Linked DNA regions of Mus musculus: all the other regions are linked to region 1. A link is a loop called in an ENCODE intact Hi-C map of the cell type or tissue named here. Cell type or tissue: left cerebral cortex. All regions are shown on one strand. Each heading gives the region's core, and the rest is flanking DNA. Links, peaks and the distances in the headings are about the cores only. Region 1 holds the start of Gm10910 (predicted gene 10910). Region 2 holds the start of Zbtb44 (zinc finger and BTB domain containing 44). Region 3 overlaps Prdm10 (PR domain containing 10). Region 4 holds the start of Aplp2 (amyloid beta (A4) precursor-like protein 2). Region 5 overlaps Aplp2 (amyloid beta (A4) precursor-like protein 2). Region 6 overlaps Prdm10 (PR domain containing 10). Region 7 overlaps Aplp2 (amyloid beta (A4) precursor-like protein 2).

Region 1 (4,390 bases), core at 286-4,285:
CAGAGACTTTTCTGGCTACTATAAAACATTCCAGAAGCACATGGCTTCTTTTTAATAGATCCAAAGAGGAGACACCAGTGCTGCACGTGACAAATGCGAGCCCGGCTCATCTGTCTCCCTTTCATGATTTCTTTTCTACTGGGTTCAGCAGGGCCTGCTGACTGACGGCCTTGATTCCACGTCCTGCTCCCAAGTCTACAGAAGAACAAATCGTAGCTTCTTCCTTAAGTCCTGCCTCCCATGGCCAGCCGCCCTGTCTTTGAGTTTTAAAAACTGGCCTCAGCTTTTCACTGTTCTCAAGGCATTTAAACAAAGCTGTAGGCAATATAGTCGAATGGACTTTAGTATTTCTCCCTGTGGATGTTTGCTATCCTCGAGTCTTTTGTTTCCTGGTATTTCTTTTTTTTCTTGGCTAGCCAGTAGTTTTGTACGGGGGTTTGTTTTGGAACCTGAATTTTGTTGTATACTGCTGGCTGGCCTGGAACTGTGTATGCCTCAAACAAGTCTGCCTTTGCACTCAGGAACTGGGACTAGGAGTTTGGGTTATCTTGCTGTCTCTCTGAAGGCTTTAATATCACTAACATTTCTGTTTCTTAAAGTTCTAGTCAGTGTTGGAAGAGAATTTTAAAGTATGATCTCATTTAACCTTCAAAGCAACACAGCAAAGTACAGGTCATGGGCAATGAAAATATTCCCTGCAGACACAAAGAGCGAAGGTCTCTGGCCTTTGGTTGCCATTCCTGTTTTCAGTCGGGGAGTTCCCAGTTTGTCTCATTTCAAAGCCTGAGCTTGTTTCTACACACCTGGCTGAACTTTGAGAAGGCAGTCTTTAGGGACAGTATGATGTGGATGTCCTAAGTTAAGAAAGAAGGGAGTTCTGTCATTTTTGTTTGTTTGTTTGTTTGTTTGTTCACTGTTGACTAAACCTCAACCAGTCCCAAGTAGCTTAAGCTGGCCTTAACTGCTCCTACTGCCTCCACCTTCCGGGTACACCACAACTCCAGGGTTATGTGGTGCTGGGGCTGGAGCACCGGACTTAGTGTGGTAGGCAAGCACTCTGAGACACATCCTCACTCCGATTGCTTCTGAAAAACGCCTTTCCAGAATGGTAAATGGTGGAAAAGAGAGGGGTAGTGTAGGCGCTCTAAGGGGATGGCAAGGTCTGATGACCCAGTCCCCTTGTGTCTGGAAGGCTGATAGGCCACTCCTGGGCCCGCGGGCCGCAGTCTGTTTAACCGGTTTCTGTAGTCCCGGAAAGGCGTGTCCCAGTAGTGCCCCAGGCGCGCGCGTTCTGGGCAGGTCCGCCCTGGGGCGGGTATATGCACAGCCCACACCTCGAGAGCTTTCCAGGATCGGGACAGGTGGGCTGGGAACTCGGGTGTGCATTGGATCTCCCACAGCGGACGCTCAAGCATGCTGAACTGTGCCCCTTCACTTGCCCGCCAAGGTTCTTAGATGGGCCTTGACCCCGAATGCAAACAGTAGGGCTTTCTGATTGGCTTAGAGTACAAACGCAGGCGAGCACCGCCAGAGACCCGCTCTTCTATTGGGTTTTACACGAACTGCAGAGCACGAAATAAAGAGGCCTTCAGTCATTGGGCCATTGTGTGAGTCTCCTTTTGGCTTCTCTGCCGACTGAATTAGCGTCCCAGGATTTTCGTCATGACTCTTAAATCTGGGCTTGTCAATTCGGCCCAGCGTTCCCAGTCTCTAGGAACAGCATGGGACTTTCAGAGTTTAGCCAATCACATAACGTTGAGATCAGGTTGCCAGGCAGATTATGCTAATAAGACCCCGCCTTTTATGCTGCTCCCACTCTGCGGCGGGAAGAACCACCTGGAGGCGGCGGGGGGGTTTGATTTCCATCACCCCTAGGGAGAGAGGATCCGGGACCCGCTGATCTTCCAGCTCCCCTCACCCAACGTCGTGTAAGTACCTAAAGGATTAAGGGAACCGGATAAACCGGGGTCCAGAGGATCCCATCGCCTGGGAGAGTGTTTCGTCTTTGCTTAGTCCCACCCAAAATGGCGCCCAGCTCTTTCTGCGTCTCAGCGCCCGGCCGGGGCCAACCGACCGCGGACCCGGGTGGGGGGGGAACTGATGGTAGTGGTGGGGGGAGCAATCCCGGCGGCACCGCCCGATGGTACAGTCCAGCCGGGGCTGGGACGAGGCACCTCGCTCGGGGTGGGGGGTCAAACCATCTGCACCTTCTACGCGGAGAGGGGAGAGTCCCCTTCGGGAAGCCGTCCGGGCCCCGCGTCCAGCGTGGGCTTCGGCGCCGCCCGCCTCGACTCCCCGGCGCGCCGCCTGCCCCGTGCCCCCCGAACGGCTCGCCTGCCCGGCCGGCCGTGCGCTCCTCTCTCCCCTCCCGCGTTGGTTGGGCCGGGACGGCGGTTGGGCTGCCTGCGCGCCGGGCGGCGGTTGGGCGGGCGGGTGTCGGCCGGCCGGACCCGTGCGGGGGGTGGTGGCGCGCGCGGCCGTGGGTTCTCGTGCGGGTATCCCGGCCCGCGATTCCCAGCCACCCCGCCCGCAGAGGTGTGGGGATCGCCCCTGCGGGTCGGTCTGCAAACGCGATGGCGGGCTGGGTAGGGCGGAGGCCGAGGACCAAGAAAACTGGCGAGCGAGGCGGGTCTCTTAGGAGTCGGGCTCTCATTGAGCTAACGCTAAAACTAGGAAAGTCTGTAGCCAGGTTGAATTGGTACTAGGAAAAATGGCATAGTTGCGATCTGCCTTCCCGGTGTACGAAGGCTACTAAATTCGGGTGCCATTAATTTTAGCCTTGTTAGATGGATTAGTTGGATTTCAACCGATATATATGTGTGTGTACACTTAAGCCAGAGAGTAGGGGGTGGTTTTGTGGTGTCATTGATGAAATCCACCCAGCTAAAAATCCCATACCCTGAATTCTTAAGAGCCTGCCTGCACATCTTTCACTAATCTTGTGTTTAAGGGCAAATGTATCTACTTTTCATTAAAGCAAAAGGTACTCTTGATTAGCCTCGCTTTCTGACCTGTTCGCGCCACTGCAGCAGTAAGGTCTTTGTGGGCCCGAGGGTGTGCGGCATTACATTGTATTCTTTTGTACCCATCGCCTCCGCTGGGGCCACCACAATACCTTCTGCACCCATGAACTGTACTTATTTGTTGCTCTAGGACTGAAAAAACGAAATCGGGATTGGTTGGGGGCAAAGTAACATACAATGTTTGCGTCATCTAGTATATTTAGTAACTTCACTGGGTTTACTTTTTACAAAATGAGGCGAAATTGACACAAAATGAACTATTTTCAGGAGAACGACTTCCTCTGTCATTTAGTAGGTTTACATTTTTATTATGGATCAAGATTTTTTTTTTTTCCAACGGACTCAATTATTCCAATAACATACACCTTCTAGTTTTCCCTTAAGGTTTGTTTTTTTCCCCCCCAGATTAAGTCATTTTTACATTTTGTAATGATTTGTAACATTCCACCAAAAGCAATTTGTACATTGTATTGCAGACCTTGATGTAGGTGAGCATGACCAAGTGAGGCAAGCTGTGTCTTCAGACCCCCTAAATGCTTTTTATTTAGTGATTATGGAATGCCACTCCAGTATGACCTCAGAGTGCACTGGCCAATTTCCTTTTTAATATAAGTAACACATGATTATCATAGAAACAGCATAAGAACTAAAAAGCCCTAAAACATAATGACTAGATAAAATCCTTACTACTAATATTGGTGTGTTTTAGATCTTTGCATGCAAGGACAAATGTACACAAGATATTCGTGTGAGCACCTCCTGTGGCTTAATATCTGTTTTAAGTGTAGATGGGTGCTTAAATACTTCACTGGTGATTTGCCACACTCAGTCCTATGAACTAAAAGAGTCATTTTCTTCTTCATTTTACTTAAAACATTATTTTGAGACGTGCAGTGCTGGCTGGCTGGCCGGCCTGGAACTCTCAGAGCAGCTTGTGTCTGCTGGGATTAATGGAGATTAAAACCAAGCCCTGCTACTCCGGGTTTTGCTTTGTTCTTTTGAGACAGTCTCACTGTGCAGTTTTAGCTGGCCTGAAAAGATAGACCCAGGCTGGCCTGAAACGCAAGGACATCTGCCTGCTTCCACCTCCTGGGCTTAAAGGTGTGTATGCCAGTACATCTGGCTCCTTTTACTTTCTAAAAGCAAACCCTGGGTCAGTGAGAAGATGCTCAGCAGGTAAAGTTGTCTGCCTGGAAAGCCCAGTTCCCAGAGTTTGTTCTCAGGAACCCATATACTAGTGGAAGGAGAGAACTAACTCCACATTGTACACCTGGACCCCTATCCCGAACAATTAAAAAAAAGTTGGTATACACCTTTAATCTCAGCACTGGCGAGACATAAGCAGATCCATCTATAGAGCTGAGTTT
Region 2 (4,390 bases), core at 296-4,295, 250 kb before region 1:
TATCCCAAAAAATGGAATATTTCTATTCAGAGGAAATAATGTTATTCAAGAAAGACCATCATATTTTACAGGTGAAAAAATAACTCTGCAACTGCCATGTTTCTTGAAAGAGACAAGGAAGGGCCCAGATGGTAGTGTTACGAAAGCTACGGTAAGAGCCTGGGACTTTACCTGAGAACAATAGGAATTGTTGGCTGTTGAATGACATGGTTGCTAAGCATTACAATTCTGTCTTCCACTTGGACAGTGAAGAGAAGGGGAAACCAGGTAAGTATTATTACAACTGGGTACCATCTGTTATATTTTAGGATGGTGGCAGTGGGGATGAGCATTGTTGACATGAATTGTTCAATTGGATTGGTTTGCAGTAGGATAGGAAAGTGGCAAAGTTGACCTACCTAACTAAGGGGACCATTAGAGACTGGCACAATGCATGGTAAGGAAAAGAGATTGGTTTTTGTTTATACAGTTGGAAGGAGCTAATAAAGAAGTAAGTTAAGCAGTTAAGGGTCTACCATGAGAAACCATTTTTGCCAGAAACGGGTTTCCCAAACAGCTCATGGATAAAACAATCATCCCTTCTGGAATTTGAATTCCTCAGAATCATCTACACTGGGTTAATAATTAAGAGTTCCTCATACTGTCTAGTTTGTTTGTTTCACCTGTGTACAGGATTCCGATTTCACAAAATCCTTCCAGCAGAATTATTCAACACGGTGTCAAAGAAAGGTCTACCTATTCTAGCAACCCAAGGGCAAGTCTCTGCTAGCTCGGGAAGAAAAAAGGTGGGAGGCTAAGAGGCCACAGAAAATGATCCTGCCCAAAACCAAAATACAGAGAAGGGTTCCAACAATGGCTAAGCTGCATTTTCTCTCCCACCCTCTCCAAGCATTTAGAACTTTGCCTTTAAGAGACCAGCAGCCACCTGTTGCTTAATAAATTCTTTAGACCTAGGGTGGGAATGGGCTGGGAGGATAGCATTTTTAGAGACAAAATGAGAAATAGACAGAGCTTAAGAGAAAGAAAAAGGAGAGGTGCTTGCACTCTCTCCCCCCCCCCCCCGCCAACCCCCCCCCCCCCGTGTGTGTGTGTGTGTGTGTGTGCACTCCTGAGTTCTGCCTGTCCTACGAACATTAACCGCCATTTCTGTCCCTTGAGTCACAATTAGAAATGCCCAAATGAATGCTCTCTTGGCTGTCCAATTAAATAGACTAAGACACAGGCTTTATTTGTCTACTTTATTCCCACTAGATTCTTCTCCCCTTGTTTTTCCATGACATATGTTTTCAGTACACACTCTACCAAGGGCCTTTTTAGCTCAGGCGCCTCCGTAGTTAGTAAGATTCTTCAAATCTCACTGTAAAGCCAGGCCCGATTTGTTTTCTGATGTTGCTCATCACTGAAATGGAATAATAAAAACTTGATAGAATAATATTAAGAAAGTTGTAGATTAGGTTGTCAAGGATTAAATACTTTCTAACTCTTGAAAATTTGTTGGAGCATAGACTTTGATTTTGTTGACATTATTTTGAAAAATTTCATCGCTTTGGGTGCTCTGGTAGAGGGTGGTTTAAGTCAGAGGCAGCCAAGTGTCTAATGCAGCTGGGAGATCAACCTACCTTGCACAAAGAAGTCTTTCGGTTTAAAAACTGGAGGTGTAGGTACATAGCATGCCCAGCACCCAAATTGCAGCGGTCTTGACTGGTATCCTGCCCTTCTCCTCTTCTGGGGCGCAATCCCACTTGCCTCCAGGAATACCCACTCCGCCCCCAGTGCCCCCAATCGCCAGGTCTGATTCCCTGAGGTCCGAGGTAGCCACACCTTAGGGTATTTTATCCTACAGGCAGACTTTACAGCGACCGAAACTCAGACAGTAACCCTCTAGAGAAGAACAGTCAATTTTCGGTGATCCACACATTCCCTTCCCCAAGGGCGAGACTGTGTACTAGAACGGGATTCACCGTAAGGGAAGGAATAGTTCACAGTTGCTTTAGGTTTTAGAAGCCAGTCTGTGTTGGGGAAAGAAAAAAGACATGGGAGCCAATTTTTTTTTCTGGTCTGCTCAGAACTGCACTTCCTGCCATGGTAATCAGAAAAATGCTATGGCAACCTCAAAGTACGACAAGGCTGCTAGACCTGTCAAGACGCTCGGTAGTAACCCTTGCGGGGGATCGCTGATCATCGGGGAGAAAGCAGGGGAGCTCGCCAGATTCTCAGAGGCCCTCGTGGCCACGCCCTAATAGGCCTCAGTTTCCACGTGTGAAAAATGGCCACACCACCCAGATTCCTTTCCCGACCGGGAAATGCTGGAGTGCTTTGCTGCTACAGAAACCACCCGGGGAAGAGAGTTTCTTTCGGTTTTTAGCTCCAAGAAAAGCAAATCATCCTAACGCTGGCTTCCTTCGGCGCAGGACCAGACCACAGCTACGGGACGACAACCCGACAGGCCTCATGGCGCTTATGCATACGAAGCTCACAGACAAGTGCACACAGACTGGGTCAAGGCCCGCTGTGCTTCAGCGTCTGGCTTGCACCACCGGCGAAGGACAGCTCGCACTACGCTTGCGCAATAGCCGCGCACCGCCTCCAGCGCGGCCCCGCCCCTCCCTCTCCCTAGGCCGGGCCGGCCGGCCGCGCGGAGCATTGTGGGACACAAACAAAGTGCCCCCAAACAGGCTGGAGTGAAACGAGCGGCTACGGCGGCGCCCGCCCGCCCGCACGCCCGCACGCGCGCTGCGGCGGCTCCCTCCCAGCCTCCCGTCCTCTCCCCTCAGTCCCTTTCCCCTTCCCCACCCCGCCCCGCCGCGGCCAGCGCGAGCGAGCCTTCGGCCGCCCTCGACCAACCGCCCCCAACGGCCGTCCGTGCGCAGCGGGCTGGGCCCCTCGCTCCTCCCCTCAGGCCCACGGGCGCCCGGCGCTCTCCTCGCGCCTCGCACTCTCGCACCTCGCGGCCACGCGGGTGAGTGGCGCCGCCATGCGCGCCCAGTCCCAGGCTGCACACTGGCCTAGGAGCGGCGGCCCGAGATAGGGTCCCCTGAGCCTCCCGGGGGAGGAGAGGAGCCAGTCGCGCGCTCCGCCCCCTCCCCCCGGGTTGCCGCCACCGCCGCTGCCTCCGCCACCGCCACAGCCACCGCCACCTCGCCGCCCCAGCCTGGCGGGGAAGAGGAGGAGCAGTTGCAGGCCTCCGGGCCTCGGCACCGCCGCCCGCAGGTAACGGGAGGGGAGGGCCAGTGGGGAGACGGCGGGCCGGCCTGGGGACTGACACCACTTGTCACCCACCTGGACGCGGGAGGGAGAGGAAACCTGGTTTGTCACCCTGATTCGTGCTGGGAGGCACCCACAGGGTCCCCCTCATTGGCGATTAATCCTTAGAGGGGGACTGGCCTTGGTCCCAGCGGACCTGAAGCCGTCACCCAGATCTTCCAGGGGAGCCTATCGGCCAGAAAATCCGCCCAATAACAAATGCTGTGCTGCCGGGCCATTTATTACCCGCTCACCTGGTCTACGCGCGAGCCCTAGACTTGTTTATTCCTTCCTCTCCCAGGCTGCCCTACTCGCCCGCGTCGGAACGGCACTTTTCTTAAAAAGAAATAGAGAATGCAAACACTTCTAACCCCCTCCCACCTACCTGAGGATCACTCTGTAGCTGGTCTTTTTACTGTCGGCCTAACAAAAAGCTAGGGGTTACCTGCAAGTGAAATGACAACTAAGTTACAACTGATTAAAGGAAATCGCATCAGTTTGGTTTTTGTAAACCTTAACCAGAATCTATTGAAAACCGCGATGTTTACGTACTTTCACGGAACTTACAGAAATTAAGACCAAAACTACTTTTTTAAGCATATAAGCATACTAATCTGTTGAATGTGTGTTTTCAGAAAAATTCTCAACTTCCGCTTATTAGCATTTTTTTGCAGAGATAAGTTAATACCCAAAGCGAACTATACCATATAATAGACAACAGAGGCTGGATAAAGATTTGATATTTCCTTTTGCCTTTTTGGTAATTCTTGATTTAAAAAGTACTACATAGATCTTGATTTTTTTGTTCCTATTTACTTTGATTTCCAGTTGATTTATAATATTCGTTTATGTCTTTGTAGTTCTCCCCATGGAATATAAAAAGGAGTGTTTTCTTAATCCATTTGTATTTTGTGATGATTTGTATTTATTAATTACAAAAACCAGGTTTACTTACTTTGTGCAACAATGCTTTGCTTTGTTAGAGCTATAGTCTTATTCTTAGAACCTGGTGATATAGTTACTTTTGAGTTTTATAGAATTGACAGAAACTTAGTAATATTAATTGTAACTTGCCCCAGGTTGCCCAATTGACAATTGAACCCAGAGACATTCCTGGGTAAGATGGCTTTTTCCGCTGTACTTCTCA
Region 3 (4,390 bases), core at 137-4,136, 51 kb after region 1:
GGTGATGTTATTCATGTATTTTCACTCTGTTGTTGGTGGAACCCTGAACAAGCAGGGCTGACTGTATTGTGCACTGTAGACTTTTAATAATCTTGTCAATGAAATAGAATGGGAATAGACCATTTTTTATGTTCGTCAGGGGCCTACAGCAGGGTGTGAAGCATGGGGTGAGGCCCTCACTGTGGGGGAGACTGGTGCTGGTGGTAGGTGGCTGACGTGCCCATGCCACTGTATGTACTGAGGAAGAGTTTCTTGTGAAATGGGAGATTTCATAAAGTGAGATTCAGATGTATGCCTAAGATTTCTTTATCTAAAAATTTAATTTTTTTTCAAATAATTTTATGTGCTGGCTTCTGATTTCAGAAATAATTTTTGAGGATAATTGTTAGAATTTATTTATGAACTCAATGACATAATAAAAATTGTGCTATGATTCTCTATGTCATGAGCATTCTTGTTTTTTGGGTTTTGTTTTTTCTCTTTTGCACTGCCAGGTGTTGGGTTTTCGTACTTTTGCATGATAGTCACCCACTCGGCTACACCCCGGGCCTGTGGATTTCCCTGCACAGCTCAGGCTGCTCTTAAACGTGCCTGGCCTAGTCTCCCTCATCCGGATATTACAGGCATGTTCCACTGCGCTCAACTGACACACAAGTTTTGTCTGTTTTGTGTTAGGGTCTTTAAAACTATTTTTATTAATTCTTTGGTAATTTCATGCAGTGTATTTTGGTCATAGTTACTCCCACTTCCTCCCATTAACTCCTTCCAGAGCTGCCCACATTTCCCTACCCCCCAAATTTGTATCTTTTAAACAACAATAACACATCGATTCTGGTTTGTGCTTGGGGTGGGCATCCCCTGGCTTGTGGTCCATCTATCCAGAACCATAAGAGACAGGGCCTTCTGTAGTCCCCGCTGGCCTCTAACTCACATGACTTAGCTAAGGAGCAACCTTGACTCCCTGGTCTCCTGCTCCCTCCTCCTTATAGTACCAAGAGTAGCAGCCAGTACGTTTTGTAATAATAATAATAATAATAATAATAATAATAATAATAATAATAATGGCCTGAAAGAAAGAAAAGAATGCTTTTTAGTTACAGAAAGATGTCTCCCCTCCTCATCCCTCTCCCTTGGGTCTGGGTGGAGAGCTGCTGAGCTGCACCCCCAGTTCTCTCTCGTTGAAACAGCAGATGGAGCTGTGGGCGTGATGATGGGCAGAGCCAAAGAACAGCAAGATGTAATAAATAGCCAAGGCTAGGAACCTGGCTCAGGGTAGAGGACTTGCCTAGCATAGGCAACACTCCCGGGGCTTGATACCTAGCAGTACAGAGAACAAAAGAAGGCTGGGAGTGGTGATGCATGGCTTTAATCTCAGCACCGGGAGACAGGGTTTAGTGCCAGGCTGCTCTGCAGGGATAGTTAGAGAGAGAGAGAGAGAGAGAGAGAGAGAGAGAGAGAGAGAGAGAAGACCCAACCAACCACTGAACCAAAACAGATAAAAAGGAAGCAGTTGGATGGAAGAGGTCTCTGTAATCACTCCCATGTTCGCATGTGAAAGTGGAGCAGTGTGTTGTAGTCCGGCCTCACGATGCAGGTGGAGAACTGCAGCAACAGAGCTTAATTGGAAGAAACCAATCGTAAAAACATGTTTAAATGATTTCTCAATAATTTAAAAAATGCGAAAAGGGCTCAAGATAAAGCTCGGTGGAGGGTGCCTGCTGTGTGTGGCACTCTGGAGAGAACCCTCAATATTGCAGAAGACAAGGGTATCAACCAGCAAAGTATGAGTTACTGTCTGTGTTGGGTTAAATTACCAGAAAAAGAAAGTGACAGTTTTAAAACCAGGGCTGGTGAGATGGTTCAGTGGGTAGAGATAAGCACTTACACAGGCCTGATGACATGAATTCAGTCCCTGGATCCACAAGGTGGCAATAGAGAACCAGCTCCTAAGAGACTTTCTCCTAACCTCTGTCCACGTATCCCTGCCCTGTGCGGGTGGACATCCACCACCACCACCACCACCATAAAGCAGAGACTTTGATTACAGCATTACCTTATAGAGTATGAATATTTCTGAACCAATACAAAAAATGTTCAAGATCTCTCAAAGATAATCTGGGGAAACCGTTGTGAAAACAGAAAGAACTAGTTATATTATAACATGGCAAGGGTATATTTACTGGCTCTTAAGACATAACAGCTATTAAGATGCTCCATTAAGAATATTGTCAGGTTTTTTTAAATTGTAGTTTATTCATAAAATCAATAAAGTGATTGTTTCATCATCATCATCCAAGGAGCTACTCTACATTTGATTAGAGCTCAATTAAAAATTATGCCCCACTGGTGCGTGAGTAACAAGGCATGGTTGGCCCCAAGTACTTTTCTTTTTAAAAATAGGGTCTCACTGTGTAGGCCTGGCTGGCCTGGAACTTACTATGTATCTCAGGCTATCTTCAAACTCACTGGCTATCTTATCTTAGCCTTCCAGTGCTGGGATTTCAGGCTATCCCACCATGCTGGACACCCTGAGTATTTTCAAAGTAAGTGATATGTTCTTGGGTGTTTTCTCACATCACTGCTATTCTGTCTGCAAGTCTTGACACTGCACTGTCCCATTGGGTTGCATTTATTCTGAAGTGAACAGTGCATGGGAATGAATGAGCTTTCTGATCAAATCAGCAGGAAATTTGACAGTTCTGCTTGGTGCCTTAGCAAGACCCTGTAGATGCTCACCAACCTTGTGCTGCTTTGAAATGACAGGTTTTTTTTTTTTTTCCTCCAATCTTCACTTGAATTGCTTAGCAATTGTTTACAGTCTCTGAGCCCTGTAGGAGGTGGGGACAGCCCACAGGGCCAGGCCAGGCCTGTGCAGAATTGAGGAGCAGGGGGGTGGGAGGGGTTGTTTTGGTTTTCTTTGAGACAGGGTTTTTGTGCAGCCCAGCATTGTCCTCCCTTAAGTGCTGAGGTTCTAGATATATGCTACTGTACCCAGTTATATTTTGATTTCTGAGATGGAAAAACATATGTCTTGGAAGTAATGGATTAGGACAGAATTTGTAATAGGAAAATGACAAACTTCAAAAGATAATATAAGCAGAGGGGCATAGTTAAGGAATTGTGGAACACAGAGTCTACAAAACACTGTTCTACAGAAGTCTTCTTATACTACTACACTCATATATTTAATGCACATAAAATTATGCATGATTAATTCATTTAGAAGTTAATACATAGTGAACTTCACGTGTGTTTCCTACATTAAGAAAAAGCAGGCTTTCCCTGTGTTTAGCAGACTTGAGTCTAAGGGAGAGGAGAACAGAAAGTTGCAAAACAAACAATATCAAATGAGTAAGTGACGTATGCAAAAGTGAGTAACAGACAGGGACCGATTTGCATATGCTGGATAGAAGGCTTGCTAAGAGGTGAAGGGCAAGGATGGCAGACTTAGAGGGACCAACACTGTATTCCTGGAGTCCAGTTCCAGGCTGGAAAGTACGCTGCATGCTCAGGTAGCCAAGAGCAAGCCGTCTTGGCCCATTGGTGGGTAGTGACAGGGTTGAGGTATGTAGCGATGTATTGGGGAGATCACAGAGTTCTTTGGGGGAATCATCATTAATTAAGACTTTCAGGTCTATCATACAATGAAAAGTCAAATGGAAACCCATACAGAAAAATCCAGTTTTTTAAGAAGACGTCCATGGGGCTGGAGAGATGGCTCAGAGGTTAAGAGCACTTGCTGTTCTTGCAGAGGACCCAGGCTCAATTTCTTGCAACCACATGATGGCTCACAGCCATCTGTAACCTCCAGTTCCAGGGTTTTTGATAATCTTTTCAGGCAAGGCACATGTGATATGAAGCTAAAAATACTCATACACGTAAACTAAACAGAAGGAGAAGAAGACGACGACCACCACCACTACCATTGTGATTGGGAATTGCAAGGAAAAAGAGGCTAGTTAGAAGGCCAGGTGGTAATCTAGGCAAAAAAATGGTGTTGGGCACGCATCTGGTAGCTCAAACACTGAACAGGTGGTATATCACATCCGAGGACGGTTCTTGCTAAAGATTACTCAAATGAATGGAGAAATAGAAGACATGTTTTAGATTTTATGTCTGAGTAGCTGTTGGGAGGTAGGACATTGAGAATTTGAGATGGCTAGTTCTAGCAGTGGTAGAGCAGTTTGCCAGCACATACAGAGGGCTGCATTCCCAGCACTTCAAATTCAAAACGACAGCAAAGCCATTCTTGCTTAAATATTAAGGATGAAAGCTGTGCATGGCAGTGCATGGTTGTAGTCATAGCTACTCAGCAGGCTGAGGCAGGAGAGTTACAAGTTGGAGGCCAGTCTGAGCAACTTAGTAAAATCTTGTCTAAAGATAAAACTAT
Region 4 (4,390 bases), core at 231-4,230, 69 kb before region 1:
CGCTCAATGTAGCTGTTTCCCAGTGACATCTTATCAGGGATCACAGATACAGCCCTACCAACTGTGTGGAAGCTGAAAGAATCGAAAAGTTCGTGTGTATAAACATTAACTGTTTCTACTTAAGACTTATCTTTTTTTCCCACCTCAGTCAAAAAGTTTCAAGCAAGATGAATACAAAGATTGTTTTAAGATGTGCCATCCGGAAGATTTTTTTCCTCATTAGATCTTTTTACCAATAGAAATATTTACACATTCTGTAGAAATGAATTCACTCTGAGCCGGGTTTTTAATTAGAACATTCTCAGGTCATGCCTATTTTATCAAACGCAATCTCTGACACTGGCTCAACGTACAGAAAGCCACGGTGGGTTTTTTTTTTTTTTTTAATACAAGCAGGCGCAAGAAGAAATAAACAACACCAGAAACACACAGTCCAGTCCTACAGTTCAAGCATTATTTCGAGAAAGTAAGTAAAAATAAAGTCCCATGTCTCCCTAGGCGACAGAGGGTTCTTGCGGGGAGGCTAGGTGCAGAGCAAGCTGCAGTACGGGTTCCACATCCGACATCCTGGCTCTTCCAGCGGCCTGAACTCCCGCCAACCACCTGGGACCCTAGACGACTTCACCAGGTTAACGGGGGTGACCTCTGGTGCAGAACAATCACTGTGACCCTGACCCACGTAAAGTACCCCCTGAAGCTTTCCAAATGTACTGGTGGATAGCTTCAACGTCCCCTGGGAGGAGGAAAGCCGGGCTCCCTAGTTTGCCAGACTTGTGCAAACGACTGGGAGGCAAGGGAGGGCGCAGAGCGCCCCGCTGCCCTGGCGGCGCCTCCTCTCCCCGCTCCCTCGGCATCTCGGCCACTCGCCAGGGCTGGAGCCGCATCCCCGCTGCCAAGTCCACCTGGTCAACGACTGCTGCGCGCCGACCGTCAAGGTGCGAGCCCGAAGCCCAGGCCCCCGACCGCTGCGGGCACCGGGGACCCGGTGCAGGCCGCCCCATTTAGAGCGCCGCGGGGCCGCAGGGCGCACGGCTGAGGCGCGCACGGCCCCGGGGGAGGGAGAGCGCGCGGTGCGGTGTCCCCGAGGATGCGGCGGCGCCGCCAGCGGGTAGGGGGCTGGGGCGGCCCCGCAGCCCCGACGCCTTTCATTTGGCCTCTGCGGCGACAGAGGCAGCCCGACCTCGGCGCTAAGCTCTGCGCAAAGCTGAGGCGCGCGGGCGGGGTGGGGGGAAGGCAACCCGCCGCTGCGCCGAGCCTCGCGCCGCGCCCCCGGTCCCACGCCCGCCCACAGGCCGTGCTCCCGGGCGACCGGAGGAGACGCAGATCGGGAGCTCGCCTGGTCCTCACCTCTATGTAGCCAGCCAGAGCCGCAGCGGGCGCCGTGAGCCCGAGCAGCAGCAGGACAAGAAGCTTGCCGGTGGCCGCAGCGGCCGCGGTCCCGGTGGCCGCCATCCTTCTCCAGGTCGCTGTGGCGCTGGGCTCTCCCCGTCTCTCGCACAGCCAGGCTACAGCGCTTCCCTACCGCGACCCAGAAGCGTCTGAAGCCCGTTCGCCGCCGCCCCGGGGGTTTTACATCGACCGGAACTGACTTCACAAAACCACGCCCCTCTTCGACAGGACCCAATACGAGCCGGCATAACTGGCCTAAGATACCTCCCCTTGTTTAGCCCAGGTCCAATCAGAGCACGGATACACCGACTCCCCTCCCCGCCCAGCGCGTGCCCCCTCGTGGCCCCGCCCCAAGCCACGGCCAGCCCCGCCCCCGCTCTGGACCCGAGGCTGGGGGCGCAGGAGTCTTCGCGGGTAGACCGTGGGCCGCTGTTCCCAGGGCGGGAGGCTCCTGTTTGGTTGTCTCCTGGGGTGGCTCTACATCATCCACCTTCAGCATCGGGATTTGGGCACGCCCCACTCCCCTAACCCTGCAGGATATTTTCCATATTCCTTTGGGTACCGCCCTCTTTGGGGCTTCTGGAAAATGTTTTAATTAAAAACAGGATGAATTGTTGGGAGTTCCGGACGGTTTGCAGAGGACCGACCCTGTCGCCCTGGAGGATGAACGCCGACATTCTGCTCTCCCCAGCGCTGCACGGGGCGCGCTCTTCCCCCCCAGACCTCTGCGCCCTTGTTTCGCCCCTGAACCCGCAGTGTCTGCACACCGCTGACCTCTGCTCCTTAGGTCCTTTCCCTGCCCCTCCTCGTCGTCACAGCCCCTGCGGCACAGAGAGGCCTTCCCCGCCGAGGCCAGTGGCGCCAGGCCACTGAAACACAAGCTCCCACCCCCCCACCCCCCTTCTCATGTGTTTCAGGACAGGATTCTGGCATCATTTTTCTTCAGTTTAAGATCTCTAAAGCAAAAGACACGCTTTCTCTCTTTTTTCATGCTCCCCAGCATCTTGGTTCCTGGGAAAGCGGCCTGCTGCCCCAGTTCACAACTGGCACCTTGTCCTCTCCATCACGAGGGCTCTGCTGGCTTTGTTTCCTTTCCGTAGCGGGTGATTTATGTACCACCCTCTGCAGAGACCTGGACTCATTTCTTTAGCTTCAACCATATCAAGAACCAAGTTCCTCTCCGCAGGAAGCATCTTAGTGGAGAGGGAGAGACAGTGTCTATAGTGGGCAGAGTGGGACAGTAAGGACCCTGTATTTTACAGATGCATTCTGCAACTGCACGCCAACGTAAGCAGTCCCGCTGTGGTCAAACTGGCTCTGCCTCATTCTCAATGGATGCCAGACACCTTTCCATTGCACAGCCCTTCCTGCTCCTGCTCCATTCCCACAATCCTCCATTCCACCTACAGGAAACACCTTACACAGATGTCATTTCACCCACCTCAGAATGCTGAGAGGGCTGTATCATACCGTGGCACTTTCCCATGGCTAGGTCTCTATGTCTCTCACATCACTGACAAGACATGAATTACGCCCAGTGAGTCTCCAAATGGGGACCTCATTCGATAAATGTTAGTACTCAATCCAGAGGCCCTAGAATTAGCATGAGTTTAGTACTGAATTTACCTTCACTCTCATTTATACATTGAACAAATGTGGCACTTGTCAGTGGGGCCTTTGAAAGGTAACTGGATTTAGTTGAGGTCATGGATGGGGGGCATTTCAGGACAGGATTAGTGGCCCTTAGAAAAGATAAGGGAAATTAAGATTTTGCCCTCCCTTTCTGGATCTTCCCCTCTCTTCTCTGTCTCCCTGCCCTTGTGAAGAAATAGTAAAAGCATCTAATATGTGGGAGGGGGGAAACGAATTTAGGAAATGACGTAAGGGAATTTCAGCCTAAAGCAAGTTGGAACTGGAAAAAGTTTGTTTGCATTTTCAGACATTGAAGAGTATTCATGAGAGGTGATTGACACATCGACCATGTTCTGGACTCTAAAATGCTACTCTATCTTTATTACATGATGCTGTTGGAGTGTGTCTACTCTTGCAGCTCTCAGACAGTAAATTTTCATCCCAAATGTGGTCTAGGTCTAAGAATCCTTTATTATCTTTGTGCACAAAAGTAAAAGGTTCTAAGATAATCATTTTGTTCTATTTTCATAAGACTCAGACTTTGTCTTCCACATACATTTAAGGCATATGCATTTCTTTGTTTTAAAAGGCCCAGAGTTCATGGTTGTATTTCTAACTTGTGCAGGAGTCTTCGATCCTCTGTGTATACCCTATACATATGTGAGATGCAGACTATGACTGCTGCTCCCAATTGAAGATGCGTTTCAGAGTCAACTATGAATTTTATTACAAAGGACCACAACTCCAGAAATTCCGATTCTCTAATATACATATATTTATGAAGCTTCCTAGGAAAGTCTAATTACTAGTATTTTATTTTGTTTTATTTTATTTAAGTCTGGGAACTGAACAGAGGTCTTCCAGCATCCTAGGCACACTGTATCTTTTGAGCACACTTTATCTTCAGTACATTCCCCACCCCACCCCACCCCTTTTTTTTTGGGGGGGGGGGGTTTCGAGTAGACCAGGCTGGCCTCGAACTCAGAGATCTGCCTGCCTCTGCCTCCCAAGTGCTGGGATTAAAGGTTCTTTTTTTATATATATATATTTTTAAGATTTATTTATCATTGTATCTAAGTACACTGTAGCTGTCTTCAGACACACCAGAAAAGGGCATCAGATCTTATTACAGATGGTTGTGAGCCACCACGTGGTTGCTGGGATTTGAACTCATGACCTTTGGAAGAACAGTCAGTGCTCTTACCCGCTGAGCCACCTCTCCAGCCCCTGTAGGTTCATTCTTAATCCTCTTCCCATGATCCAACTGTGTAAAATTTCTGGTCAGTGATTCCAGGTTTTAAATAATTTGTACATGTTCAGTTGCTACACTTTATCATCCACTAAGAATTTAAACAAAGATCACCTTCTC
Region 5 (4,390 bases), core at 237-4,236, 130 kb before region 1:
GAGCTCTTGATTCAACTTACTATGGCCACTGTAATACAGGCTAGTAACTCTTCACTGAAGGAAGATAGACACCCTTCATCCCCAAAAGCAGGCCTAGAACGCTCCATCAGCATAGATCGAAGCCATGGTCAGGAACACAAGGTGCTCAGGGGACGTTAAAGTGTTTATTGATGTAGTTAAGTTCTGTACATTCTCCACAGATCACACTAACAGGTTTGTAGGTGAAGTTTCAATCTGTGCATAGTGGGACGAGGCACGGCTAGGGCCAAGGGGGGAAGGAAGGGCAGGTGAGTCACAGAAAAGTACAAAAACCAAACCAAAACAAATAAACAAACAAACAAAAACAGGTTACCAGAACCTTCAGATTAAAACAAAACAAGCAACAAAGCGCTAAAGGCTGTGAGCGTGAACTCCAGCTACACAGCATTTTACAGGTTCATATGAAGGAAACAAACACTTTCAAACGTTTCCACAGTGTCTACAGATCCAATTTCATGCACAACCCAGAACATTGTCCTTTCATATGATGAAGCCTCCCGTGAACTCTCCTGGGTCCTCAGCCATGTTTATTATGGTATTCTCTGAGTGGCCATCAGAGGGGCTGGAGAGCGGTGGAGGTGAGTGAGGTACAAAGGCAGGCAGAGGGTCAGTGCATGGAGGGAGCCATCCAATGAGGAGGTGGGTGCACGCTTGGATACACTTGGTAAGGGAAGTGGATAGGAAAAGGCTACCGTAAACAACTGTGGAAGAACACAGACTGACTATGGGCTAGTTGCTGTGGAAGAACTGGATTTGAAAGGAAAGCACAGTGAATCTATGTTTGCATCTGGCTAGTTCAAGGTGCCTTAGCCCTGCTTGGGGACGGCTGGTACAGAAGCACCCAAACACCCAGCACTGGACACACGAGGCTTCTGCGGAGACTATGCCTAAAGCAGTCAGTAACTGCATACAATGTACTTCAGCTCCTCTTACATTTCTCAGCAACCTGAAAAGGGAAATACTGCCTTTATACATTGAAAACAAATAATAGTAAAACCAGCACAGCAAATGAGCCTGAAGAACTGACTTACATAACGGGAACAGCCTGTGTATATAGTCTATCATCAAAAAAATCAACATTTCCCATTTATATAGAGCATGTGTGAGACAATACAATAGAAGTGGCATTTCTAATTTAAAAAAAGAAAACTACATCCATCAGATATCTGCAATAGATCTTTTTCTTTCATTTCACTTAAGGTTTATATATCATATATTGTTATATTAACATCTTTTTAACCCATTTAAAAGAATGGAAATTGCAATCCTACAGTAGTACTTTATAGTCTTAACAATCCAGGAGAGCAGGATGTAGGATGAGGCCTTCTGGCACCACTGGTGGTCAGCAGTCAAGCACAAACGCTGAGCCTCTTCCAGCCCACCTGCAGCAGCCTCAGCCAGGGTGTCACACACGCTGTCCTTAAATCTGCATCTGCTCCAGGTATTTGTAGGTTGGGTTTTCATAACCATGGTTCTGCATCTTGTTCAGGTGACGCTCTTCTGGGGTGAGCATTGGGTCAACCTGTAGGAACAAAGACCGCAGGTCACTGTGGGATACTGAAGAGGCCTGCTGAGCATCAGGACATCAGGCTATTCCCTGTCCAATCCCGTGGACTCAAAGCAGCCCAGCATGCTTTTTATCTGGACAGATCAAACAGGAGCTGGTGTCAAGGACATAGGAAGGGAGGGAGGCGGTCAGAGAGGCAAAGCTTCTCTCTGAAAGCTTGGTCCCATTGAGACAAATACACTGTCAACAAACTTGACAATTTCAGTTGGGTCCTTGGGATTCCTGTTTCTGTCATTTTTTTTTTTACCACAAGGTGGCAGTACTGTTCCCTTTTTCAAGTTGCTGTGAAACTGAAGCACACTGTGACTGACTGACACATTTACTGAACTTTATTTTTTTGTTATTTTTAAGATCTATTTTTTTTTTACATAAGTGAGTACACTGTAGCTATCTTCAGACATAACAGAAGAGGGCATTGTATCCTATTACAGATGTTTGTGAGCCACTATGTGGTTGCTGGGAATTGAACTCAGGACCTCTGGAAGAGCAGTCAGTGCTCTTAACCACTGAGCCATCTCTCCAGCCCTTTGCTGAACTTTTAAAGGACCGGTTTTTTGCAAACCACAGTGACAAGTGGCTCTCTGAAAGTGGGTGATAGTCTCTTGAAACAAGAGCAACATAACCTCAGCAATGGCTCATCTTCAAAATGTGTCCTAATAATCCAATGATTAATACCAAGGACAGCAGCAACATGCCCAGCACTTAATCCAGATCTTTGAATTACATACAGTTCCAGACCTAACCACTCACCCCCGGTTGACAGTGCAGAGCAAGCCCTCATCAGCTTGGATCAAAGGGAGAAGGCAGTCCAGTCCTTACCTCCACAATCCCGTGGCTGATGGTGCCGTACTGCCTCTTCCTCAGCATCACCAGGCTGATAACGATGACCGTAGCAATGGCCACTGCGATAACCAGCAAGCCAATAAGGGCATTGCTGCTCAAACTGAAATCCTCCCTTAAAGGTCCCACCGATTCCTAAAACAACAAAGCACACAGGAAACAAAGTCCGGTGACTCCCTGGACACCGAGAGAGGACCATGGGCCTCTCAGGTGGTTTCAAAAACTCAGGACAACACAAAGATCCTGCTCTGTCACCATATCAGGGAAGTTGCCCACTTTTTCTAATCTACATGGACATTTTCATTTTTTGCATTCTTACTCAGAAATATGGGAAACCAGGACAAGAGCCCCTTAGTAACTGAAAATATCACAGAGCTTTCATTTCCACTTGAACTAAGATGACTGAAAAGAAAAAGACATGAAGACAGCCCTTCCATTCTGGAGTAAATACATACCGGCTCTTCCTCAAGGCCTCCAACTCTCTCAGCATTGAAAATCATTTCCTTAACATCCAGAGTCTCGTCAATGACCTGAAAGTCACAAACAGCAGCATTTACTCAGTGAGTTGGAGGGAAATGAACATAAATGTCACTCCTTTACAATGCTATGGGGTGTTGGGAAGCGGTTTTCTTCCATCACACTCATCCAGATCCACTCAGCAAACCTCCAAAAGGAGGGGTAAGTGTAGGGAAGACGTGCTGTATGGAGGCCCCTCCAGTCCTGTGAGGCTCTTTACCTGAACTTTCCTTGAAGGAACTGTGGTGGTGACAAAGCTCAGGACAGACAACTAACAAACATTTAAACATAAACTCGCGCCCGGCAAGCACTCAGCAGGTCAAAGTGCCCGCCAGCAAACCTGACAGTCTCAGTCTGATCCTTGGGGTCTACATGGAAAGAAAGAAGAGCTCCTCGTCCTCTGATGTGTCTGCGTACCACAGCACGCATGGGACACCACCTACACACACACACGCACACGCACACACACACATACACACACGGGACACCACCTACACACACACACACACACACGCACACACACACACACACACACGGGACACCACCTATACACACACACACACACACACACACACACACACACACACACACACACACGCAAGCACGCACACATACACACACACGGGACACCACACACACACACACACACACACACACACACACACACACAACTAAAAAACAAAATCTAGTTCAGCTGAAGGTAATTAAACAATCTAAATGGAGAGAAACACCAGGAAAAAAAAAGGAGGTGTAAGAAAACTCAATTTTACTCAATTCTCCACCTAATAAATACTTACTTACCTGAAATGAAAATAGCCTCTGATACATACTTTTCGTTACAGGTATGTTTTTTCTACCATATACTAATGAAAAAAAAAAAATCAGCTTCATGGGTTCCCTCATCTGCAATAAGTGGGCGTGGTTGCTCCCTTACTGTCTACTCGTGCAAGAAGGGCACTCACTGGCCTGGATGTACTACCATGCCTTTGGCTCCAGTGTACAGAAGGAAGCGTGCTACATGCAAAAGACAAGCGGCTCACCATATTTTCATCCATTTTATTCTTGCTGTTAATCACTTTTTCTTCTGCACCAATCAGTCCCCCGTCTTGTTCTGCCATTCCAGAGCCTGTGTAGAAAATGTTCACAGTTGAGTTCCTCGGCAGCCCACCTCAGGCCAATCTCTCAGAAGCAGCAAATCCCTGCCTGAGGGCCAGAGAGCTTCTTATCAAAGACCCCCATGACTCTGGAAACAGTCACTGCATTGGCATGTTTGAGGATGCGCTGTGCTTTGCAAGGATGAATGGTACAAGCATTTTCAAAAGACTGATGCATATAATGAAGGAAGACAAAGTACTTCCTGGTCTCCCACCTGAAGAAATGGAATGTAAGCTTTGCAGAGAAGCTGAGCCTGAGGGTGTTCCAGAATAT
Region 6 (4,390 bases), core at 227-4,226, 65 kb after region 1:
GCTGTGCGTGAGAGAAACTTAGAGCAGAAGTGGCCTACGAGTGGGTCAAGGGTAGGGTAGCCCTGTGCTCACTCCCTTGCAACATGAGACCCTCTAGCTCTGAGAGAAGCAGGCCAGCCCTTGAGCACTCAATGTTCAGGGCTCCATGGAAACGACACCGTGGAGCTAAGGAAGGGCAGCCAGGTGGCTGCTCTGTTAAAACCAAGTGTCTAAAGGGCCTCATGCTAATCAGAACTGACGGGAGACTGAGGAGCACAATGGAGTGACACAGAGCTGAGCTGTGGATTTAGCACCCAGGAGAGATGGAGGCCCCTGTGCGATTGTGCAGCAGGTCTGTCCGCAGAAACTTGTCCTAGGCTAGATCAAGGAAGTGCTTCTTACACGCAGACATGATCTAAATCCCAAATCTTCACTGAACCTTAGAGGAGCATCTGTTTTTCTGGCATCTTCCCATAACACTCTGAAGGTAGAGGAAAGTAGGAAGAGCCTTCTTGCCAAGTGTGTGTCAGGCTAATGCGCCAAGCAGCTCGAGGAAATGAGAGCAGCCGGGGCTGATTTGGAAAAGATCCGTTCTGCAGGATCTCTGTGGATACTGTCGGAAAGCACCTAGGAATAATGTTAGAGTTTTATTTGAAATACAATTTATTAGTTTTCAAGCCAATATGTGAGATTTCCCCTGACTAAGTAGTTTATTATGGGATCTAGATACAGAAGGGAAGAATATGTGGTCCTCCCCTCCCATACCTCTTGCAGCCTCAGTCAGCTTAGGAAGACAACGGAATTGTTGTTTACCACTCAAAATAAATGACTAGCTAGCACGGTAAATACCTCTCCGAGGCTTGTTGGAGAAGGTTTCCTGGTATGTGAATTGGACCATGTTCAGAAATTTCTGTAGATCAAAAATAAATATTTCGCTTTTCCCCATAATTACTTCCTATTAAATTTACTTTTTGCCGGGCGTGGTGGCGCATGCCTTTGATCCCAGCTCTTGGGAGGCAGAAGCAGGTGGATTTCTGAGTTCGAGGCCAGCCTGGTCTACAGAGTGAGTTCCAGGGCAGCCAGGGCTATACAGAGAAACCCTGTCTTGAAAAACAAAACCAAACCAAAACAAACAAATTTACTTTTCAAGGTGCTTCTGATAAGCAAATGAAAGTAAGCTGATCTCTGCCTTTTCTCCATTGCATAGATAATACATGACAATCCCTATTGCTCTTTCAGTGACTTTCCCCTAGAGCTGTCCAGGTGCGCACATTCCCAGGTATATTCTGGAGAGCTCCCCACCGTAAAGCCATGCAGACCTGTGCCTCTGTGCCTTGAGGGTCTTAGGAATGAGTCTTCCTGTGGCACAACGAAGTATTGATTCTGGTTTCTCTGTGTGAAAGAGATTTGTGGGGCTTTGCTCTTGGTGACGTGCCAGTTATTTGTCAGCAGCTGTGACAGATTCCACTGAGCATCTACCTTCTTCGGCTTGGATTCCCTGAGAGAGTTGTATAGATTTATGAGGCAGATAACCGGCCACAGAAGGGCAATCTGTCCTGAAAAGGAAAGAGCAAAATTGACCTGTTTAGACCAGAAGGGCAGCAGTGAGGGTAGCTTTTTCTAGAACTACCATAGGAACTAGTCCTTCACATTCTCTAAGATCTTTAGTGCATATTTTCCATTTATGATGTGTTCACGTCCATGCCCCATGAGCAAATACATTCACATAAATCTTCATTTCCCATTGTGCTCATTTTCTTGAATTGAGATCTGTAATACACATATTGAAAAATCCATGACTGACTTAATGCCTGATGTCCAAAGGAACCCCATACCTATTTCTTTGTCCCCCCTCCCTCTCCCGGGAAGGTCTGATTGCCCATTGGTTCCTCTTAACTTTACTGTGAAACATTTTCATCTGTTTCAGATTCTTTGATGGAGGGCTTTGACTGACTGCCACCCTCCTCTCTCCCCACGCAGGTGTCACTTACCCAAGTGCCCTCCTCCTCATCTCCAGGCTCTCTTCTGTTCTGCTCTGGGCTTGATTTCTTTCTTTCTTTCTTTCTTTCTTTCTTTCTTTCTTTCTTTCTTTCTTTCTTTCTTTCTTTCTTTCTTTCTTTCTTTCCTTCCTTCCTTCCTTCCTTCCTTCCTTCCTTCTTTCCTTCTTTTTCTATTTCTTTTTTTTTTTTTTTCTATTAAAGACAAGTTTTGAGCAGGGTGTAGTGGCACATGCCTTTAATCCCAGCACTTGAGATACAGAGGCAGGGGCATCTCTGTGAGTTGTAGCACAGCCAGAGCTATCTATATAGTGAGATCCTATCTTGAAAGGAAGAAAGAACGAGAGAGAGAAAACATGGTTTGAAATTTACTTAAACCCTCTCCAGAGGAAGTGCGCACGTATGGATATAAAGTGAAACCCTGAAACCGTTTCTTCACCACAGACTTTGGGGCTGTGTCAGCCTTAGCCCTTCTTACTTGCCCGTGTGTCCTTGAGTTCAGCTTCTGAACTGCAGGCGTCACTCTGGGTCTCCTCAGCACACGGCCCTGTTTGTGTCTTTCAGAATGCAGCTCTTCAGCATCTGTTTATCCGGAAGTCCTTCCGGCCTTTTAAGTGTCTGCAGTGTGGGAAGGCCTTCCGGGAAAAGGACAAACTGGACCAACACTTGCGCTTCCATGGGCGGGAGGGGAACTGCCCGTTGACCTGTGATCTCTGTAACAAGGGCTTCATCAGCAGCGCCTCCTTGGAGAGCCACATGAAGCTGCACTCGGACCAGAAGACTTACTCTTGCATTTTTTGCCCAGAATCCTTTGACCGCCTTGATTTGTTGAAAGATCATGTGGCCATTCATGTCAATGATGGCTGCTTCACCTGCCCAACTTGTAAGAAACGGTTCCCAGATTTTATCCAGGTGAGTGTCTGTGACTGACATTCCTGTCTGCTTCCATCTTTTAGTAAAAGAAACTTCAATTTTTGGAAAACGGAGACATACTGTCCAGCTCCTGCCTTTTCATCCTTTTTTTTTTTTTTTTTAAATAACTTTGCAATAGTTTTCAAACTGCTTTTCATGTACAGAGTATTATTTTCCTTAGCTGTTCAGATCAGTGTTACTTAAATGTCTTAAGTTATATTTCTAGTAATAAACACCACATCTTGTGCTGGCAAGATAGCCAAGTGGGTAAAGGGGCTTGCCGCCAAGCCAGAAGATCTGAGTTCCGTCCCTGGAACCCACATGAGAGCTACCCCCTGCAATTGTCCTCTGATCTCTACATGGGCACCATTGCACACGTGCACTAAAAAGAAATATAAAATTCATCTTGAAGCACTACATCTGGTTATTATTTTTCAAAAGTCTTTTTAAAAATCTTTGCCAAATATCCACTACTCATGAAGCAGTATAGAGTCTGCCACACGTCTTCCATCATTTCTGAATGGGAAACATCTCCCTTCCATTCCGCTTTCTCTTGCTTTAGTGAGGCTGTGTATTTGGAAGGAAACAGAGTTGGTCTATGATACGTTGTTGTGGCAAGCACTGACTGTCTCTCCTGTAGTATTGGGGCAAAGTGGGACTAGAGAAGTCCCGGAGCATCCCTGATCTCATTTTAACCGATAATATTTTCATTCAGTAAATGATTAAATCACAATATATCATGTAAATAGTCTTTAAACTGCAGGGTATGGTGGCTCATGCCTTTATTCCCCGTGCTTGAGAGGCAGAGGCAGGTGGATCTCCATAAGTTCAAGGCCACCCTGGTCTACAGAGCCAGTTCTAGAACAAGCAAGACTATACAGAGAAACCCTGTCTCATAAATCCAAATATATATATATATACATATATATATATATATGTATATATATATATATTTGCAAAAGCAAAAGGAAGGTGGGATTTACTCTTAGCTCTCTGACCGTAAGAGTGTTGGAGAGTTAGTTTTTCTGTGTACCGTTAGGAAAGTTGTTAAGGCATAATGTAATAGCAACAGGAACTCCAGTGTTAGTGAATCCATGTGCTTTAAAGGCCTAGCTAGGAGGATTTTCTACTCAGCTTCTGTCCATAGCTGACTTGCTGTTTTCTTTTTCACTTCAGTGCTGGCTGTTGGATTCAAAGTATCCCGGATGCTAAGCACACATTGTTCTGTTGAGCTTTAGCTTCTCCCAAAGCGCGTTTTCATTTATTATTTATAGCTAAGAGAGTCCAGAACCTGTCTTTCTCTGTCCCCACCCTCACCCAAGTACTGGAGTTGAATCCAAGGTGAAGCTATAAAATTATCTGAAAGTCAGGGGATTCTGTCTCGTCAGGGAGGATGGCAGTCAGGGCTGTGCTCATGAAGTGGTGTCGCCAGTGTCACCTGATTTCTATCTCTCATTCTTCAGAACCCTTTTCTTCCAGAGCTGAGAGTGAACCCAGAGCGT
Region 7 (4,390 bases), core at 111-4,110, 100 kb before region 1:
TATTATTGAATTTCCTCCAAAGTTTTTTTGAGACACCATCATCAGCCTTAGCCAGCTGGAGAACAGAATCATCTGACTTGCCTATCTTGTGATAGCATAGGTTTTAAACTGGTCATTAAACCTGCCTGTGACCTTGTCAACCTCAGCTGTATTCATCTTGATGGTCATGGGGTCCCAATGATGTGGTTGTTCACTGAGCATTCTGCAGTATTTACAGATCCACAAACTCACCATCATTGTTCTGCATGTGGAGGCTGCACCTGCTCCCTCCCTCTAGTTCCAGTGCATGCAGCTAAGACAAAGGCTGGTTTTCTTTTGATGGTTTATATTTCTGATTCCTCCCATAGATTATATTTAAAAATGGAATCTACATGTAAGATAAATGCAGCAGGCTTTCAACCCAAAACAAATCTCACTGGGTATCAAGAAGCAAAACCTCTGCAATACTAAATCACACCACACACACTTAGAAACAAAAGGGGCTAGAGCTCCAGTTCTTAGTGCTTGGGTCTCGGGCAGGGGAACACATGCAACCCTGACACCGAAAAGCGGGGAGAAGGGGAACGTTCTGGCAACACTCTTACCTCCTGGCAGTACTGAAGAACCTCCTCCTTTGTTCCAAGGCAGCTCTTGGTGCCTGTTGGGTCAGGCTCCCATTTGCCAGTCTGAATGTTCACATGCATATTCAGCTTCCCACAGAACATCGCAATCTGAGGCTCAGCAACAGCGAAGCCTGTTCCAGCATTGGCTGCAAGAGCCTAGCAAAAGATAAACCAGAGGTTTCAGGTTTATTCCAAACATCTGCAAAGGCAGTCATTTAACGATTCATACAGGACCAATTATCTCACAACTACATTACTCAGTACAGTTGGAAGATGCTGAAGAATCCTGTAGGAATATTCTGATGTGGTCTGGGAGAAGGGAGGATCACCAACCTGGCAAGATGGTTTAGCAGGCAAAGACACTTATTGCCAAGCCTGACTACTGAGTTTGATCCCTAAGAGCTACATGATGGAAGGAGAGAAATGATTTCCATGTGTGTCAAGACCCTTGCATCCACTCAACTGCCACCCACCTGAGGGGACAGGGGTCACCCAGGTGGTACTGGTTTTGAAGGCATGAAGGGGTCACACAGAGCAGCTGAGGCTCGGCACTGTGAGAGGCCATGGAAGGCCATTGGTGAAGGTGCAGCCTCAGTTGCAATTGATGGCCCAGGACTGAAGGGGTTTGGAGATGCCAGTACCATGAGATGATGACCACCAAGAGCAGCAGCAGCAGTGGAGGACAGGCATCTGGAACCTAGAGGACAGGGTGTGTGCTACAAAGGGCATGGCCGGAGAAGTGACCCAAGCCCTTGGAGGAGCCCAGAAGATTATGAGTTGGATCTCAGACATTGGATGGTTGGAGATTGATTTTTGCTTTTGATTGTGACTGTGCCCTGATATTTTCCCTCTTGAAGGAAGAAACTATTTTAGTGAGCCCACAGTTAAGAGACTTTTAATTGTAAAAAGACTTTGGATTTTAAAAGAAATGGATATTTTAAAGAGATTTGAAATTTTAAGAATATGTAAAGACTCTGGGATGTTTACAGTTATTTAGACCTTGGGGATGAATAAGAACTAAGGGTTGAGGCTTACTAGTAAAGTGTTTGTGTGTCAAGTTGACAAGGGGTCAATTGTACTGGCTAGTTTTGTGTCAACTTGACACAGCTGGAGTTATCACAGAGAAAGGAGCTTCAGTTGAGGAAATGCCTCCATGAGATCCAACTCATGGCATTTTCTCAATTAGTGATCAAGGGGGAAAGGCCCCTTGTGGGTGGGACCATCTCTGGGCTGGTTGGTAGTCTTGGTTCTATAAGAGAGAAGGCTGAGCAAGACAGGGGAAGCAAGCCAGTAAAGAACATCCCTCCATGGCCTCTGCATCAGCTCCTGCTTCCTGACCTGCTTGAGTTCCAGTCCTGACTTCCTTGGTGATGAACAGCAGTGTGGAAGTGTAAGCTGAATAAACCCTTTCCTCTCCAACTTGCTTCTTGGTCATGATGTTTGTGCAGGAATAGAAACCCTGACTAAGGGGCTGGAGAGATGGCTCAGCGGTTAAGAGCACTGACTGCTCTTCCAGAGATCCTGAGTTCAAATCCCAGCAACCACATGGTGGCTCACAACCATCCATAACAATATCTGGCGCCCTCTTCTGGAGTATCTGAAGACAGCTACAGTGTACTTACATATAATAAATAAATAATTTAAAAAAAAAAAAAAAAAAAAAAAAGAAACCCTGACTAAGACAATGACTTTTGGGTATATATGATGAAGTGAAATGGGAACTCTAACCTCTACTGAGCACTTCAGAATAGCCCAAACCTGACCACCATCTAGTCTAATGCAAGCTATTCATTCTTTTACACGCAAATTATGAGAGCCAAGAACAGCTAAAACTCCAAATAATTTCCTTAATTCACTCATACAACAACAAAAAAATCTCCATCAAGTAACTATATTTAATGAATATACTTCCTCAGTACGCCATCTAGTGTCAAGTCAAAATTCACTAAAAAAGAAACTAGATTCACAGTCTTAAAGAGGAAAATAACCCAGCACTGAGTGAACATTAGGAAGACTGTGACCTCCATTAGAGTAGAGCTAATGAAGGAAGCAGTACAGTAGAGCCAGGTCTACATACAGTCTGGCACTGGAAGGAACTCAGCCTTCATCACTTAAGTGTTGAGAGATTTAAACAGAGCTCTAGTTCCCAATGCCTCTGCTGGTTACAGAGTAAAAGTAGACTGTGAGTAAGCAAGGGAAGGGCTCAGAATGCTAGAAGTGCATGGGCCAACAGAAAAGTAGTGGTAGCTTGGGCTAAGGTGGTGTACAGTAAGAAGAGGCTCACACCATGATGCTCAAAAGTCACAGGGCTCGTGAAACAGCATGAACTGAAGCTGTCAAACTTGTAAGGCAATATCATCATTTCTTTTTCTAAAGCTGACTGTCTCAGGCACTTTGTTATAAATAATACAACAGTAATTAACAATCAGTATGTGGCAGCCTCGGTCATGGAAAGAGAACACTAAAAAGGGTTCCCCTAAGTTGTGCATGTGTCTATTGCTCTGGTTCATCAAAAGGCTGAGGCAGAAGTCCATGAGTGTGGAACCAGTTTGCTCAACAAAGCAAGAGCCTAACTTTTTCAAATAAAAAAGAAAGGGATGAAAAGATTTCATAAATGAATTTATCTAATCTGCATAAAAAATATTTCAGCCATTCTTTGGCAATATCCATGTTTTATGACAAGACCTTAACAGCTCAGAAATAGGCGAGAAATAGTATTTAGTAAAGGCAAGGCTCCTCTCGAGCAATGTGCCCTTGAAGAGCACACGCATCTGTGCCACAGTATCACAGTAGTCCTTCATCCACAGAAGTTATGTTCCTGGGCCCACAGTGAAGGCCTAAAGCTATGAAGTACACTGGACTGTATACATGCTTTTCCCATGCCATAATAAAGCTTAATGTATAAAGTAAGCATAGCAAGAAAAAATAAACACCAAGGGGACCAACAGTTAAAAGGACCAAGGTTCAACTCCCAGCACCTACATAGCAGGTCACAACTATTTGTAACTTCAGTTCTCAGGAAATGGACATCTCTGGCCTCTGCAAGCACTAGATATATAGGTACTGCACAGATTTACATTCACACAAAACACCCATATAGATAAAATTAAAATAAAATTTTAAAGAGAAAAAAAAACAAACTTGAAGTAAAAAGAATTCTGAGCAATGTTTCAACTACATATGATCTTGTATGACTCTAACATTGAAGATATCTACTAAACAAATAGGATTTAGGGTACCACATCTAATCATATGCAAGACAGGAAGGTGAGGGGAAGCGCCTGAACCTTAAGTGCTCAGAATGAACAGGGCTAAGAAGTGTTGATTAGTTGTGTAGGCCCACTGAGCCACAACACTGAACTGGTCGATTCTAGTGCATTTATCAGCCAAGACTATGTTCCACATGTTACTCATTATGGTTGCTGGCTAAAAGACCACAAGAGTTTCAACTGTATAAATGCTCAGTTAATGGGTCAACCGCGGAGGTCAATACATCAGTGTAAGTGCATTTGATTTCTGCAGTGAGATGGTCAGTGCTATCTTCCCTAAAGAGTCTAAAGTATCAGAGGTTAAAGCAACAGGAAGGAGAGCGAAACAGCCAGATCTCACATCAGTTACCACCAAGAAAGAGCGTAACTGGAATCAATCCAGACAGCTAATAGGATACAGTGATTCACTTCTGAGTTCAGAAAGATTAATCCTTGTGGTCATGAGAGACTCTCAAGACAGTATCCTCTGAAATATAAAAGGCCTCTGTGGGCCACATGTAGGAACCAACTAATCAAACA

What was found. Peaks named below come from ENCODE experiments on the same cell type or tissue, not always from the same donor. Only the 100,000 strongest peaks of a DNase experiment are listed, where the experiment ranks them.
Region 2: it touches region 1 in a loop (7-fold over the local background); 4 of 42 quality-filtered maps call a loop at or near these places.
Region 3: a loop joins it to region 1, with 7 times the contacts of the local background. A loop is called at or near these places in 6 of 42 quality-filtered maps.
Region 4: it touches region 1 in a loop (6-fold over the local background); 21 of 42 quality-filtered maps call a loop at or near these places.
Region 5: it touches region 1 in a loop (2.1-fold over the local background); 11 of 42 quality-filtered maps call a loop at or near these places.
Region 6: it touches region 1 in a loop (5-fold over the local background); 6 of 42 quality-filtered maps call a loop at or near these places.
Region 7: a loop joins it to region 1, with 2.7 times the contacts of the local background. A loop is called at or near these places in 8 of 42 quality-filtered maps.

What each region holds. Positions count from the first base shown.
Region 1 is chr9:31,278,735-31,283,124 of GRCm38, forward strand. Gm10910 (predicted gene 10910) reads left to right here and starts at 2,195. Exons shown (of 1, transcript NR_165839.1): 1 at 2,195-2,991. It also overlaps a transcript of Prdm10 not described here. In left cerebral cortex, for the core only: a CTCF peak has its summit at 1,832; DNase peaks (open chromatin) are centred at 1,676, 2,060, 2,385 and 3,077; H3K4me3 peaks cover 2,482 bases; H3K27ac peaks cover 2,539 bases.
Region 2 is chr9:31,027,749-31,032,138 of GRCm38, forward strand. It overlaps Zbtb44 (zinc finger and BTB domain containing 44), which reads left to right and starts at 2,896. Exons shown (of 6, transcript NM_001115130.1): 1 at 2,896-3,210. In left cerebral cortex, for the core only: no CTCF peak of the experiment used is centred there; DNase peaks (open chromatin) are centred at 2,584 and 3,058; H3K4me3 peaks cover 2,600 bases; H3K27ac peaks cover 2,250 bases.
Region 3 is chr9:31,330,179-31,334,568 of GRCm38, forward strand. All of the region lies in intron 6 of Prdm10 (PR domain containing 10), which reads left to right. Among named protein-coding and RNA genes, the nearest start is that of Prdm10, 19 kb to the left of the region's middle. In left cerebral cortex, for the core only: a CTCF peak has its summit at 1,909 (motif pointing right); DNase peaks (open chromatin) are centred at 569, 900, 1,219 and 1,899; H3K27ac peaks cover 1,788 bases.
Region 4 is chr9:31,210,276-31,214,665 of GRCm38, forward strand. It overlaps Aplp2 (amyloid beta (A4) precursor-like protein 2), which reads right to left and starts at 1,573. Exons shown (of 18, transcript NM_001357698.1): 1 at 1,348-1,573. The coding sequence starts at 1,452. In left cerebral cortex, for the core only: CTCF peaks have their summits at 1,502 and 1,799; DNase peaks (open chromatin) are centred at 802, 1,617 and 2,451; H3K4me3 peaks cover 2,329 bases; H3K27ac peaks cover 2,354 bases.
Region 5 is chr9:31,149,412-31,153,801 of GRCm38, forward strand. Aplp2 (amyloid beta (A4) precursor-like protein 2) reads right to left here. Exons shown (of 18, transcript NM_001357698.1): 15 at 4,003-4,088; 16 at 2,902-2,976; 17 at 2,426-2,581; 18 at 146-1,561. The coding sequence ends at 1,460. Among named protein-coding and RNA genes, the nearest start is that of St14, 20 kb to the left of the region's middle. In left cerebral cortex, for the core only: a CTCF peak has its summit at 1,851 (motif pointing right); a DNase peak (open chromatin) is centred at 1,794.
Region 6 is chr9:31,344,253-31,348,642 of GRCm38, forward strand. It overlaps Prdm10 (PR domain containing 10), which reads left to right. Exons shown (of 21, transcript NM_001368846.1): 11 at 2,541-2,888. Among named protein-coding and RNA genes, the nearest start is that of Prdm10, 33 kb to the left of the region's middle. In left cerebral cortex, for the core only: a CTCF peak has its summit at 2,493; a DNase peak (open chromatin) is centred at 456.
Region 7 is chr9:31,177,321-31,181,710 of GRCm38, forward strand. It overlaps Aplp2 (amyloid beta (A4) precursor-like protein 2), which reads right to left. Exons shown (of 18, transcript NM_001357698.1): 2 at 585-758. It also overlaps the pseudogene Gm33535. Among named protein-coding and RNA genes, the nearest start is that of Aplp2, 32 kb to the right of the region's middle. In left cerebral cortex, for the core only: a CTCF peak has its summit at 2,544 (motif pointing left); a DNase peak (open chromatin) is centred at 621; H3K27ac peaks cover 895 bases.